Linked DNA regions of Mus musculus: region 2 is linked to region 1. A link is a loop called in an ENCODE intact Hi-C map of the cell type or tissue named here. Cell type or tissue: left cerebral cortex. All regions are shown on one strand. Links, peaks and the distances in the headings refer to the core of each region. The heading gives the core; the rest is flanking DNA.

Region 1 (7,452 bases), core at 2,191-6,190:
CCTGAGAACCACACTGCCCTCTCCCACAGGCGGTCTCCTTTGTCCGCTCATTTCAAAACAAACACACAAGCTGGCTGCGGTACGTGATCTTTTTATTCTTCATAAAGTGCTCAAAACATGAAGAACAAGCTCTTTATAGACAGGAGTTTCAACTAGGAGGACAAAGGGCAGAGCAGAGCTGTGCCTGCTTGCTGCCTGTCTGGCTGCACTCTGCAGTATGTGGTAAGGATCAGACAATGAACAAAACCCTGGCCTCAGTTCAGGACCTCTCTGCAGGACACCCCTGCCCTGGCCATGTAGAGAAGCCAAACAGCAAGGATGGATGAAAGATGAGAGAAGGGCTGGGACTAATTAAAGCCCAGAGGAAGACCTAGAAGAGGGACTCAGTTCCTCAAAAGACACCTCCAACACCCAAGGACTGACCCTACCCCCAAACTCTGGGAACTGGTGGCTATTTTCTCATCTCTGAGTTGACCTATAGTTGGTAACTGCACAGTGGTGGACCCCATTGTGGTTCATCTGCTCTATGCTGGCAGAAGACTGACGTCATCCACAGAGAATATTCTCCTGAGGTGTTCTGAGTGAACCCATGACCCTGTCTTTAAGAGACAGCTGGAAAGACGTTACTGCTTCTCCACTGGGCCCAAAGAATCTTTTGTCAGCATCTCACCTCCTTCACTCATACCTTTTGTAATGCACAGCCACCAAGGACCCCCGAGGATGCCAGGGAGACTGGCAGTATTCACAAGCAAGCTAGAAGCTGGACCACAGAGCAGATACCTGACTTCACTTGAATGCACTTCAGCCAAGCCAGGCAAGACAGGAGGGATTGGTGAGCAGGAGGGACTGTACAACAAGGACAGAACAGCTGGAGAGCCACGGGCATTTTCCTAAGCTCAGGTGTCTCCTAAAGCAGAATGAAGCCTCCTGCTTCCAGACAAACCCACTGGTCCAGCATAACTGGGACCCAAGGTCAGACACAGTAAGGTGCAGGATAGCCCCAGACCTACTGTGCACTAGATTTTTTTACCAGGATGCTCCAAATAAGGGTCAAGGGAGGACCAGGAAGTGGGAAGGCGGCTTAGGACACCTCCAAAGCAGGTTGGCCAGAGCCTTAGCTGAGGTACTTCTCGGGGTAGTAAACAGCGTGGTCCACAGCCCCCTTTCAGGACCCTCACAGCCGTTTTCACGTGCTCAACAGGAGGGAGGGGACACCATGGCCAGAGAGACATCTACATCCAGAGGCTCTTGTCCTCACCCACAAAAGGCACGTTTAATTGGTTTCCAAATGTTCTGAGCCCACAGCAGCACAGTTTTGGCATCTGACGAGTGTTAACAGACATGAATGGAGGCCTGGTCCACAAAACATGAGCAGCCCCAAACCCCAACCTGGAGGGTTTCATGTTAGGGAGGTAGGGAGGACTGCAGGAGAAAGAAGTCATTCCCTCTGTGCCCACCCCACCTCCCACCACTACTGGGACATGGAGTGGGAGGGTCTGAAGAGGGGCAGGGGGCAGCTGAGGAATAGGCACATACCACCACCACCACCACCACCACCCCCCACCACCACCACCACCCTGTGTACATGCTCTAGACAGAGAGACAAGACGAAAACACACAGGCTCCTTGCTCTTAGGGTATAGGCACAAGGCTGAAGTGTAGGTGCCCTGGTTGTCTACAGTGCACAGAAAAGCAAGCAGCTTAGTTCCCATCCCTGTCCCAGTGGCCTAGGAGACCCTCCAGGTGCCAGAAGGCAATGGAGATGAAGAGTTGGTCAAGAGGAGAAACAAATGACCAGCCTCATGGGGTGAGCTGTGCTGTCAACAGTGTTGCCTTAGATAATTCAGCTCACCCCAGAACCCAGAGCTCACTCCTGCTCCATCTTGACAGCTAACAACCTTGTTGCAATTCTCTGGGGAGCCCCATAACCTCGCGTGTGAGAATGGTCAGGTAGGGAAGACCCAAGGCTCCAGTGGGAGTTCAAAGAGCCCCTTCCAGCAGCCAGAGCAGAGGCAGGATGGGGAGGGGTGCAGAGAGTCACCATGAGAGCAGGCTTGCCCTACTCAGGTGAGAGCAGTCAGTGGCGGGCACTACACAGGTCCTCACCATCCCTCCAGGGATGGCGTGAAGGGCTACTTGGGGGGGCCAGGGGAGATTTGCAGCAGTGTGGGCGAGGTCTCCATGATCCGCACCAGCAGCCGGTCAATGTAGCTCTCCAGTTCTTGCACATGCTCGTCTCTCTGGCTCAGCTCACGCTCACGCTGCAGGAGCAGGCCAATGAGCTCATCATGAGTCAGGTGATAGTACTTGGCCGACTGGTCCAGCACAGCAGAATCCTATAGCAAAATAGAATGCAACTAAGCAGGGGAGGGCTAGACCTTCCCCCAGCTAGCCCACCCAAACCTGTTTCCCTACTGTAGAACCCCAGACCTGGCAGCAGCCCATCTCTATGGCTGAAGATGTCCTCTCCACTTAAGAGCTGTGGCACGGGGAATTACCAGTTACCTGCTCTGCCCCCAGCATCACTTGGCCTCTGTTCATCTTACGGCCTGTTCTCTCAGTTGCCCCCTAACACCTTGCTGCACCTCACCTTTGGCCTCTTGGTGTCCACACTTGAGCCAAGCTGGGACGCTGGAAGCACAGACTGGATGCCACCAGATGTGACAGTTTTGAGCCTCTCCAGTCCGCTACTCAGGGCTGTGCTCAGGCTGGTACGGGGCTGTTTCCTGTCGGGGCTAGCCTCCACAGGGGCAGCAGTAAGGGGTTTCACAGGGTGGGGACTGCAAAGACAAACAGGAGGTGAGCTGCAGGGACCGAAGGCCGCACAAAGGTTATACCACCGTCTCTATGATATCTCAGGACAGCATCCTGCCCTCCTCAATGCACCAGCATGGAAAACTGGCCTACAAACTCTTCTACCTTGTGATCAGGCTTAGGCAGCCATTTCCCGTGCCTTGTCTTCTACACAGCTAGTGTCCCAGTCAAGCCTGTGGGTGTGAGAACTTCAGGGTGAAGAGCAAGAAAGCCCTACAGACTATGGTGTTCCCTCATCTTTACCTCTCTCTGCTAATGGCTTACCATGAGCTTTGGGACAGGACTGCAAAACCTCTTGACCTGGACCCTGCCTCCTCCCACAACCCTGTCCGGAGCGTGGGGAACTGCCTTCCTTTTCTAACCTCTCCCTTTCCTTGAGTACTCAGGCCAAGACCTCCATGCTGATACCCCAGGCCAAGTAAATCTGCTGGGTCCCCTCCTTGACTTCTGAGCCGACAGCCACCCATCTCTCCCCTTCTTCAAAGACCTGCAGCTAGTGTCCTGACCTCTACCAGCCGCCTCTCCGTCTAAACTGCTAGTTCCCCAGCTTCTCCTTCTCCTGGACACCCTGTATCTCGCCAGCTACAGTCCAGCTGCTTCCCTGGAGTCCTCCTGGACATACCTAGTTCCCCTCACACCTCTAGGAGGCCCTCCAACTCATCCACTTCAGCCTCACCCGTCTTCCTCTCCTAGCTGCACCTGCCCTCTGGCCACCCACTCCCTAATCTAAGAGACAATTAGTGGCTTTCCATTAATTCCTTTAGTGGCTCCTTTCTAGGTAAGATAACAGATTCTAGAACAACGAGGCTCTGCCTGTGCATCCTGGCCCATAACTACCCTCTCCTCAGTCATAAACACCAACGACCATCCGACCTTTACAAAAACTAGCTAGACATAGAAGTACACGCCTGTAATAACAGCACAGCAGAGGCAGAAGCACTAGGAACTCAAGGCCAGCCTCTGCTACATGAAACTGTGCCTCATCACCACCCCCCAAGATATTCCTCTACCCTTCTTCCTACTAACCTAGTTCCTACTGCCGTGTCAAAGCTATGCAAGCTCACCTCCTCCAGGAAACCTAGTGATTCCCTAAGCTAAGCTAACCCTCTCCTGGGATGCCTTAGCACCTGACATTTGCAGTAGTTATATAAGCTGGAAGCATCGGGCCCATAAATCAGCTAACCTGTCCTGGGGGAACCTCACAGATCCACTCACCCTATAGAGACTCCAAGCCTTCGGGCAAAGAATAGAAAGTAAAGCCACTTAGTCTTAGCCCCCCAGCACCCCTGGCACAGGCTCAGGATGACCCGTGCTCCTCAGGACAGGGCTGGTGTCTAGTCTCACAGACAAGAAAGCATATCAAGTGCCCACACAGGGAGCTTCACCTCACTGGGCCTTCACCTGTCCTCTCATCTGGAGTCTGCACTGGAGACGGTCTGAAAGCAACTCCAAGGCCACCTGTCTCAACAGCCACCCTCAGTGCATGGAGGTACCCTCTCAGCAAGCAGCTACAGTGCTAGGCTCTCAGCCTGAACCACCCCCACACTCATCTGAGAAATAGGGACAGTCCTATATGACTATCACTTCACATATACATATGAAGTGAAACCAATTCTGAAAAGAAACCCTGCAAGTGTGAGTATAAATCAAGGTTATACTACAAGATGTGGGCCAGATGAGGACACTGTCACCAGGAAATGAGGAAACCATAGCCACCAGCTCCTACAGCCCCACCCACCACTAGGTGTCACCAGCAGGCCCTACTGCCTCCCTCACTGAATGCTCCCTGGCCATCCACCTGGACTAGGCATGCCTTAGTTCTGGCACAAAAACAGGTGCTTGCTCAGAGCCCTGCACATATGCCTGAGCAGGCCGGGGGCCTCAGAGACCAGGGCTAGATCCTGAGCCACTGCCATCCTGAACTGCTGCCCCTACTGGGTCACTCTCACTGAGCCCTCATCCCAAGTCTCCATGACCACAGCCACAGAGGCATCAGCTGTCCACTCAGCTGCCCTCAACAGATGGGAGTCTAGCCCAGAAAACCAATGACAAAGCAAGCCAGTGAGGTGCCTGCTGCAGCTGAAAAGCCTTTTCTAGGAGCTTTGGGTATGGAAAGCACTTGAAGACCACTTCCTCTCCTCTCCTCTCCTCTGAGCCTGCCTTCAGCTTCCTCTCTAAGTCCCAGACCTTCTACCAGCTCTCTGCTAACTCATCCTACCTGGACAGAAAAATGCTGTGGGTCCCACTACAACCTGTTACCTGAAGAAGTATCATCACTTTGTGGAACTCCCATCCCCCCAACCACAGCATCTTTGTACAACTGATACAGCTCTCATTCCCATCTCCTGCCAGGGCACACTGACTCTCTCCAACCTCACTCCTCAACCCCTACCCTTATCAGGTGCTGTTTCCCAAACCCCCAGCTTATAGGGCCACACAGATGTCCTATGTATAATCAAAGTCAGCGCTGGTCCTACAGAAGTGCATGGCTTCAAAGCCTTGACCACCTGCCTCCAAATAGAGGAGACCCTTACCACGTGCCCTCAGCAAACATGAAGCTGGACAGTGAAATACTTCTACTCCCGGGTCATTTCCCCGCCCACTTTCCTACTGGGAAGGGTTCTGGGTGGACGCTCACCTGCCGCTGGGCTGGGGCTCCTCAGCTGGTCGTGTCTCCAGGGGCAGAAGCACAAGCGGGGAGGCTGGGGTGGCTGCAGCATGGTCTTCCCCATATGATGTAGGGGAGCCCCCAGTGGGGGAGAGCTCAGGGGGACCGAGGGGTGAAGCTGACTCCTCGGGAGGTGAGGAAGAAGAGGTCAAGGGCCAGGCTATAGGCAGGGGAGGGCATGGAGGGCCTGGCACGCCGTGGCGGTGGCTGGCCCAGGGTGGGAGAGGGGGAGGTGGGAAGGCAGGTTCTGGGGGTGTGGGCAACTCTTCTGGACCAGAGTGAATAGAGGATCCCCTTGACCCTGGTGGTGATATGGATGGGAAGCTGGGGGGATCTTGGCTTTCCTGACATAAGAAGGAATTGGAGGTCTCCAATGCCTCCTCCTCCTCTCCCTCTTCCTCCTCTTCCTCCCCCTCCTCCTCTTCCTTGGCCCGCATACTTGACTGCTGGGAGGGGACTGAGAGAGGCCCAAACCCCTCTTTGGCTAGCTCCTGGCTCTTGGTTTCAAAGCCCTCCTCTGTCTCTGAGGTCCCCAAGACCTTCTGACTCAGCAGAGTGGAGCTGATTGAGTTATGGGGTCTGGGGACAGGCCCCTCAGGGCAGCTGGTGGGCCTAGGTGGACAGTCCCCAAACACAGGGCTACTAGTTTCTCCTACTGGGTCTTCAAGTTCTGGCTTACCTATCAGGGTTCCAGAGGGCAGTCTATGCAATTTCTCCAACTCTGGATTTACCCATTCCTCCTTAGACTCTTGGGGACCAATGGCCAATGCACGGGGGGTGCTGTCTTTTTCTACCCCTGGTCCCCTGCTACTTTGCCGCCCTGTAGCATTCTCTTCCTCCTCTTTGTCCTCCTCCTCCACCTGAGAATTGGTGGGTGTGAAGAGGCGTGGTGGCTTGGGAGGTGGAGGGCCAAGCCATGGCCCCTCATCCAATCCCTGCTCTGGCTCTGGCTCCAGCAATGCTGGGAGCCCTTCGCTCCCCATGGGGGGCACAGTATCTGGAGATTCAGGCTGCACCTGGGAAGAAAGTACCCCGTCGGATTCTCCCTTCATGACAGGTGAAGCGACCTCTGCTGTAGGAGAAATGGTGATCACATCCCAAGGCCAGGAATCCTCCACTGTGTTCAGCTCCTGGAAAAGCTGGCTTCCATCTTGGGGGGCCTCCTCATCTCGGCCTCCAGGAGTGTCATCTGAACCAGGAAATCTCTCCCACACACTGAGAACTTCTGGGGAGCTGAACAGAGATGCCCCACTATCTGCTGGACTCTGCCCCGCTCCCCCTTCTGAGGCAGGAAGCTCCCGGTCTGGTGTTGAGGCTGAGGCTTGCAGGTGCAACTGGGATGCCCTGGAGGATGGACCACTCCCTGAAGACCCAAAGGGTCCTGGGTCAGACATACTTGTGCTTGGCTGGTCCAGTTCTGAGTCCACAGAAACCTTGGGCTCTAGCCATATGTTGCTTCCTCTTCTTCCTCTCCCAGGCTCTCCCTGGGGCTCTGTCGCTTTCACTGCCATGGTCCTAGGGCCTGGGTCTTGCAGCCCATCCTCCTCCAGCCCCATTCCTGCAGGGGCCAGGATCCCACTCCCGGCCTCTTGCTGCAGCCTGCCAGCAGCAAAGATGTTGAAGGTGTCGTCCCACTCAGGCAGGGCTTTCCCAGGGGAGGCCAGGGGGGCCAGGCTGGCCCTCGAGGCACTGGGGAGAGAGGGAGCAGGTGAAGGAGAATTTAGTGCTATGTCGGCTTTGAGATCCTCGAAGAAGGGGTTGCTCTGCAAGGAGTTGAGGAACGGGTTGGTGACCCCCAAGAATCCGGATGGGGTGGCTTCAAGGACAATGGTGGCAGCAGCGGCAGTGGCAGCGGCAGGGGAGGTGACTGCAAAAAGGTTAGTGCTTAGCATGGGAGCAGCAGCGGGAGCAGGAGGGGGGGCCAGAGCCTGGGGGGAGCAGGGGTGAGGAGCAGCTGGGTCAGATTCTAC
Region 2 (7,452 bases), core at 1,593-5,592, 160 kb before region 1:
GCATGCATGCACACATAGAAACAAGCACACACCAGTGTCTGCATTTGCCTTTAGCTTTGTGTACTTTAGGCTGTTGGGGGTGCTGATAGTTATTACTCCCCTCTCCCATCCCCAAATCTCAGATCACATGTGGAGCCCTGGTTAGAAATGAGCTGCCCCGCTACCCACACGCGTGTGTGCCAGACTTTCATCCTTTTGGAGAAATTCCTCCTTCCTGCTCTGCTACTACAGACATGGAAATTTGATGATAAACTCTTGGGATCTTTTTTGTGAGAAATAGAAACTCAAACTTTTGTTTTGACATCAATTTTTAGATTCCTGTTACTTAAGTGTTTATTTAGAGTCGCTCGGCGATTGTGTTCTGTCTCCGGGAAGAGACTGCCAGTGACAGATTCTCTAACACTTCTTGTTAAGATGCTTGCTTTCCATGTTTTCTCAGTTGTTTTCTAACCAGATTAGTGGCCCAGAGCAGGGCTCCTTCAGCCTCCTGACAAACTCCTGCACTGTTTTAGAAACCTTACATGCAAGGTTTCTGCTTAGTTTAGTATCTTTTGTTTCTTTTTAAAAAAATATTTATGTACTTATTTATTCTTATATGAGTACTCTGTCTTCATATACACCAGAAGAGGATATCTGATCCCATTACAGATGGTTATGAGGTACCATATGGATGCGGGGAATTGAACTCAGGACCTCTGGAAGAGCAGCCAGTGCTCTTAACCATTGAGCCATCCCTTCAGTTCTAGTTTATCTTTTTGTTTGTTTGGTTTGGTTTGGTTTGGTTTGGTTTGGTTTGGTTTGGTTTGGTTTGGTTTTTCTAGGCAGAGTTTCTCTGTTTGTATCCACGGTTGCCCTGAAACAGTCTGTGTAGACCAGGCTGGCCTTCATGTCACGCAGATCTGCCTGTTTTGTCTCACACCATGATGACTAGGTTTCATCTTTTTACATATGTGTCTATGTGTGTCTTTAGGTAGGTGCACATGTGTGCACATGTGAGTGCAGTGCCCATGGAGGCCAGAAGAGGATGTCAGGTTCCCTGGAGTTAGAGTTAGAAGCAGCTTGTGAGCCACCTGCTGTGGGTGCTGGGAACAGAACTCAGGCCCTCCGAACAGAGAAGCCACCTCTCCAGTTGTCTTGATTATATTTTCATTGGGAAGGGGAATACTGTCATTTAATTGTCTGCCTCGCCGCTTTTCTTCATCCTACCTTTTCCTCCTTTACTATAAGGAAGTATTAATCCATGCATGAGCCTCTGATTACGGCCATGGGCATTTGATCAAGTACGTTTAAGTCCCTTCAACTTTTAAACTTTTTGCTTTTTAGTTCCTCGTGTACATGTGTCCAGGTGAATGCCTAACAAGATGCACACGTGGAGGTCAGAGGACAACTTTGTCGAGCTGGTCCTCTCCTTCTACTACGTGGGCCCCAGGGATAGGACGCAGGTCGTCTGGCTTGGCAGCAGGTGCCTTTACTCACTGAGACATCTTGCTGGCCCCTTACTTCCTCAAATTACCACCTTGACCTCCCTTCAGAGCACTGTGTGATATGATGTGCTTTGGTCACCACCACCCCAGTTGTGTCACTGCAGTCTGCAGAGTCTCTGAGAACAGCATGGCACGGGCACCGTTCACAGTTTCCCTCCAAGGTTTCTTGCCTTCTGCAGCTATTTCCCTTCTGCCCGAAATTCCTTCACTGAGGTTCGGTTGGTGGAGATTTTCATTTTTGATTTGTCTGAAATGTCTTTCTTTCATTCTTAGTCTTGAAAGACAGTGTTTGCTAAAAATATAATTCTAGCTTGTAAGTAATTTTCTCTCCGTGAGTTGATGATGCATCCTGCTCTCTCTGGCATGCACAGTTGAGCGTTAGTTTGTCTTTACTCTCTAAGAACCTGCCATTTCTCTCTGCTTCTTTTCTTTGGTAATCATTGTTTATGTGTAGATCATTTGTGGTTGTTTAGAAACAGGATCCCATGTAGCCAAGACTGACCCCGAACCTCTGGTCCACCTGCCTCCATCTTCCTGGTGCTGGGATTACTGGTGTGTGCTACCAAGTCTGGTTTATCCAGTTCTGGGGAATGAGGCCAGGGCTTCCTATATGCTAGGCAGGGCCTCTACTAACTGAGGTCAAAGGACAACTTCCAGGAGTTGGTTCTTTCCTTCCACCACGAGTTCAAAGGCTTAGACTCCCACAATTGCCCTCACCCAGTAAGTCCTCTTGCTGATCCTTAAATTTTTGCTTAATACCATTTTGGGGCTTTTTGGTAGGATATTCAATATTCTGTGTTCCTTATTTCTTCTCCCTTGCTCTAGCTGTTGAAATACAACACCCCTTGAATCTGGACACACAATCTACCACTGAGCTAAAGCACCAGCTTTCTAAATTCTAATTTATGTTGGTTTTTGCAAATCTGATCTATAGTTTATGGGTTTAGCCACCTCTCACGATAATTTTGTCTCTATGTATTTTGTGCACTGCCCCCTCACATTTAACCTTTCTTTGAGCTGTTTTGTTTTGTTTTGCTTTGCTTTGCTTTGTTTTGTTTTAAGGCAGGGTTTCTCTGTGTAGCACTGGTTGTCCTGGAACTCACTTTGTAGGCCAGGCTGGTCTCTAATTTGGAGATCCTCCTGCATCTACCTCCGAAGTGCTGGGATTAAAGGCATGAACCACACACCCTTTCTTAGAACTTTGTCTGTGAGTATTATTTGGTTTACAAATGTTTTCCACTGCTACGTGTTTGTCTGGGGGTTTGGAGCAGTTACTACATTTTTAGTTTCTGGATCTTTTAGGCTTCTCTAACATTTTTGGTCCAGAATTCAGGACAGAGTGAGGTTGTGCAATCCAAGTCAGATCACTCAACTTGTGAAAAAGAGGAAGAGTGTGTGTGTTGTATAATGCAAGGCTGTTCGGACCTTGACACGAGTGAGCACATTTGTGTGATGGACAGCAGGGAGGTGAGCCTTGAACAGGCTGGAAGAGCCAGGTAGGGACAGGCCTGTTGGCCTACCTTGGCACTGAGTTCCACAGGACAGGTTTTCATTGTGTGGGGCACATATCTGCTGCTTTTAACTTCCTCTGTCTCAGGGTTCAAAGCACTGTGGTCTAAAGAAGAGATCTTGTCTCCCGGCTTCTGCTCATTTCTCACTGACTGAATCTTCCTATTCCAATGCTTTTGATGATCACATATTGTCCGCTCTACAACTCAAAGGAGCTGGATTTGCCAAGGATCTTGCCTGACCAGCTCACTGCCAGTGCCCTGGTTTGCTTTCCTATCACTATAATAAACACTACCCAAAGCAACTTGGGGAGAAAATCGTTTATTAGACATGGGCTTATATTTCCATATCACAGTCCATCCCTAAGAGAAGCCAAGGCAGAAACTCAAGGCAGGAACCTGGAGACAAGAACTGAAGCAGAGACATGGGGGGGGGGGGCAGTGTTTACTGGCTTGCTCAGTTACCTTTCTTATACAAGCCAGGAACACACCTGTCCAGGGCTGGCACCACTTGCCATGGGCTAGACCCTCCCACATCAATTATTAATTGAGAAAAATTCCCCACAGCCTTACCTGTACGTCAGTGTGATTCAGGTGATTTCTCGGTGAGATTCCCTCTTCCTGGATGGTTTTAGCTTCGTATCAAGCTGACAAAAAACTTACCAGTGCATCCACTAAGAGGTTTCCCATTAGTGAGCAGGTTCCAAGTTCAAGATATCTGAATGTTCTTCCAAAGCAGTACAGAACCCTGCAGGAGGAGTCTCCTTCCCACATGTCCTAGCAGGGAAGTCCACACTGGGGGGCAGTAGATCACACCTCTTCCTTCATGGCAAGCCTCCCAGGGCAGGGGAGTTGCATTTTCACACTGTCTCAGAACAAACATAACCTTGAAATGTGTTTCTCAAATAAATACATTCAGTCAAAAACATCTTTAATGAGTATTGACTGTGTGTCAGGCAATCATGGCCTGAGCGTTAGAAACACAGCCACGAACAGGATGGAAAAATTCTCATGGCGCTGACATTCCACGTCCTTCACTCCAGACACTGGTGACAATCTCTCTCCTCTCTGAAGTTAGGCTGGCACCTGCAGCTGGTGCACTGCTTTGACCAGGACATAAAGGAGAAAAACGTTAGACATCACTTGAATCACACTGACGTACAGGTAAGGCTGTGGGAAGCTTTTCTTGATTAATAATTGATGTGGGAGGGTCTAGCCCAGGGCAGGTGGTGCCAGCACTGGACAGTGCCCCTGGTGAGCACTCTGGCTGGCAGTAGTTCCAGGGCATGCTGCCCACAGAAGAACAGAGGGCAGGAAGCCAGAAAGGAAAGGTTTGCTTATGGAGGTCCTTAAGGCCAAGCTAAAGATTTTAAACCATGCTGAAAACAGTTAGGGCTGGAGGGATAGCTCAGTGGCAAAGTTGCAGAAGTTGGGAGTTCAGTCCCTACACTTACATCAGGCAGCTCACAACTTCCTGGAACACTAGCTCCGAGGGATTGGATGTCCTCTTCTGGCTTCTGAAAGCACCTGCACTCCCATTCACATACACATACAAACACAGAATCAGAAATAAAAAATAAAAAACAGATCTTTAATTAAAAAAAAAAATGAGGGACTGGAAAGCTGGGTCAAAAGTTCAGCATACTCGCTGCTGCTGTGGAAGACTTAGTTCAGTCCCCAGCACCCACATGGCGTCTCACAGCCATTTGTAACCCCAGTTCCAGGGGATCTGATGACCTTTTCTGATATCCATGGACACAATGCATGCAGGCCAAACACTTCATGTCAGACATGGTGATATACTACCTTTATCCCAGCACTCGGGAGGCAGAGACAGGCAGATCTCTGTGAGTTCAAGGCCAACTTGGGCTACACAGTGAGATTCTGTCTCAAAGTTAACAAACGCAAACATGTTAAATACTAAAACTTCTGTGGCTGGGTATAGTGGCACATGTCTTTAAGTAAGAGCACTTGGGAGGGAGAAACAGGAGGATCTCTGTGAGTTTGAGGCCAGACACACCCTGTCCTACCAGTGGTGCGGGGGAGGAGTACTCATGCTAAAAGTTATTGCTTGTGGAGTACGCACGGTGTGCTAAGAGTAATGCATCACTAGGAATCAGTACTAACTCATTCCAACTTAGTTCCCTCAAGAAGAGGCGTTCGATTATTATCTTCATAGTCACAGTTTATTTGCAAAGGTCTCCCATATCCCATCACTGCACAAAAATATTTTAACAGTGTACAATTGTAATGTTGGAGTCTTAGCGGCCATGTTTGAAATGAATTTTAGAGAGGAAAAATTGCCAAGTTCTTAAGTGCTTATTATAAGAGAATCATTAAAGAAAAGAAACAAAAGCCCGAATGAGCCAAGCAACAGAGTTAGAAGTGGAAAGAAAAGTTAGGATTGACCTCCCAGGGCATAACTAAGAAAGAGAGGTTCCCATGCTTCTGAGAGCCTGCATCCAAGTGCTCCACAAAGGTGGGCCACTATCAGGAGAAGGAGTCCAAAGAGAGCCACATTTGGCCCTCATGGTGGAGGTCAATTATGGAGTACAGTGAATGTTTAAGGGGCCTGAGGGCTACACAGGGAGATATGACATAAACCTGTGCTGTTTGGTGGTTTGATCTGTGGAAGCCAACAGACCTGTGAGGAACCTGCATCAAGACAGAAAGAGGGCTGTGGAGATGGCTCAGTCAATAGTGTTTTCCATGCAAACAAGAAGACCTGATTTCAGATCCCCAACACCCACATAAAAGGACAGGTGTCACAGCACATGTCCACAATCAAGCTAGGCGAGACACAAGACATTCAAAAGGTGCCTGCATCATCTAGGTCTCTTTTAACTCAAAGAGCTTAGGACTGCTTGCCTAGGGAATGGTACCACCCATGATGGGCTGGGTCTTCCTACAACACTTAACAGTCAAGACAATTCCCTCAGTGAGGCACAAAGAGAGCTCAACCTGGTCTAGACAATTTCTGAATTGAGGCTCTCTTCTCAGCTGGATTTTAGTTGTGGCAAATTGACATTGAAAACGATCAAAACTAGGAAAATAGAGATAGGAAGGTCCTCAGGGTTTGCTGGCCAAACCAGTCTAGAAAAATCAGTGAACGCTAAGTTCAGAAAGACCCTGAATCAAACAATAAAGTGGAGCCAGGAGTGATGGCAAGGCCTCACTCCAGCACTTGAAAGTCAGGGGCCAGACAGATCTCAGTGAGTTTGAAGCTTTGTCTGCAGAGCAAATTCCAGACCAGCTAGGCTTACAGAGTAAGGCTATGTCTTAAATAAAACAAAACAAACTACAGTTCAGGCATGGTGGAACACACCTTTGATTCCAATAGAGGCAAAGAGACCTCTGTGAGTTTGAGGCCAGCCTGCTGTACAGAGAAACTTCTAGGACAGCCAGGACTATTACACAGAGAGGCCCTGTCTCGAAAACACACACACACACACACACACACACACACACACACACACACACACACACAAATACAGTGAAGAGTAACTGAGAAAGGCATCCAAGACTGACTTCTGGCCTCCACACAAATGCAGTACTGCTGTGCACATTCAAACATGGGTAACCACAAGATAGATCAGATGATAGTAGAAAAATTGAGTGGGCTGAAAAGAGAATTAGACTAAGGAAAAGGTCACAGTGATGGACATCTACTGTGATGGACACCATGAAGGAGCCACACTCAGGGCAGTGGACTCACACTCGGGCCCTTTTGGAAGACGAGGGAAGGGGATTTCTAAGGATTTTTGAAAGACAGGGCACTTGCAAGTGTTTGAGGCTGCAGAGTCCTAAGACAACTATGACTGAAAATACACTTCTGGAAATTTACATAGAAAAGAAAGATGGACGTGCAATATGATATAACTAGGGGCCTGAGTAAGAGGCAGCAGTACAGCTCAGCTGTAGAATACTTAACCTAGCATGCATAAGGCCTTGGGTTCCATCCTCAACACACACACACACACACACACACAGAGGCAGAGGCACAGACACTTGGACGGGTGTGATCCCACAATGTACACACAAACAGTTCAGTCCTGTGAAACTTTATAAAGAATAAAAATGTCCAATAGTGAATATTTAATGAGAGCCAAATATGCTTTAGATTGGAAAAGTTTGATGAAGCATGTTATAAAACTGTACAAGTGAGTCCCCTGTTGCTCTGAGACTGGACTTGAGATTATTTGGCCTCAGCCTCCTGGGTGCTGAGATTACCTGTGTGGGTCATCTAGCTTCTCTCCCTCCTCCTCCTCCTCTCCCTCCTCCTCCTCCTCCTCTTCTTCCTCCTCCTCTAATTTTTTTTAAAGGGAATCCATATAACTAACTGCAGGGATCTACAGATCTGCTCTAAGACTTTCCTGGTTGGGGCTGGGAACACAGCTCACTTGACAGAGTGTAGCTCAAGGCCATCCTTTACTACATTAGTAAGACCAGTTGGGAATTCA

What was found. A loop is a pair of places that touch in the nucleus more often than their neighbours do. Peaks named below come from ENCODE experiments on the same cell type or tissue, not always from the same donor. Only the 100,000 strongest peaks of a DNase experiment are listed, where the experiment ranks them.
Region 2: a loop joins it to region 1, with 1.9 times the contacts of the local background. A loop is called at or near these places in 1 of 42 quality-filtered maps.

The regions. Positions count from the first base shown.
Region 1 is chr6:85,334,891-85,342,342 of GRCm38, forward strand. Rab11fip5 (RAB11 family interacting protein 5 (class I)) reads right to left here. Exons shown (of 6, transcript NM_001003955.2): 4 at 5,453-7,452; 5 at 2,591-2,780; 6 at 72-2,336. The coding sequence ends at 2,133. It overlaps Mir705 (microRNA 705), which reads right to left and starts at 1,483; the gene lies at 1,402-1,483. In left cerebral cortex, for the core only: a CTCF peak has its summit at 4,555 (motif pointing right); DNase peaks (open chromatin) are centred at 2,258, 3,902 and 4,486; H3K27ac peaks cover 1,904 bases.
Region 2 is chr6:85,175,969-85,183,420 of GRCm38, forward strand. No RefSeq gene overlaps it. Among named protein-coding and RNA genes, the nearest start is that of Emx1, 8.2 kb to the right of the region's middle. In left cerebral cortex, for the core only: a CTCF peak has its summit at 3,804; no DNase peak of the experiment used is centred there.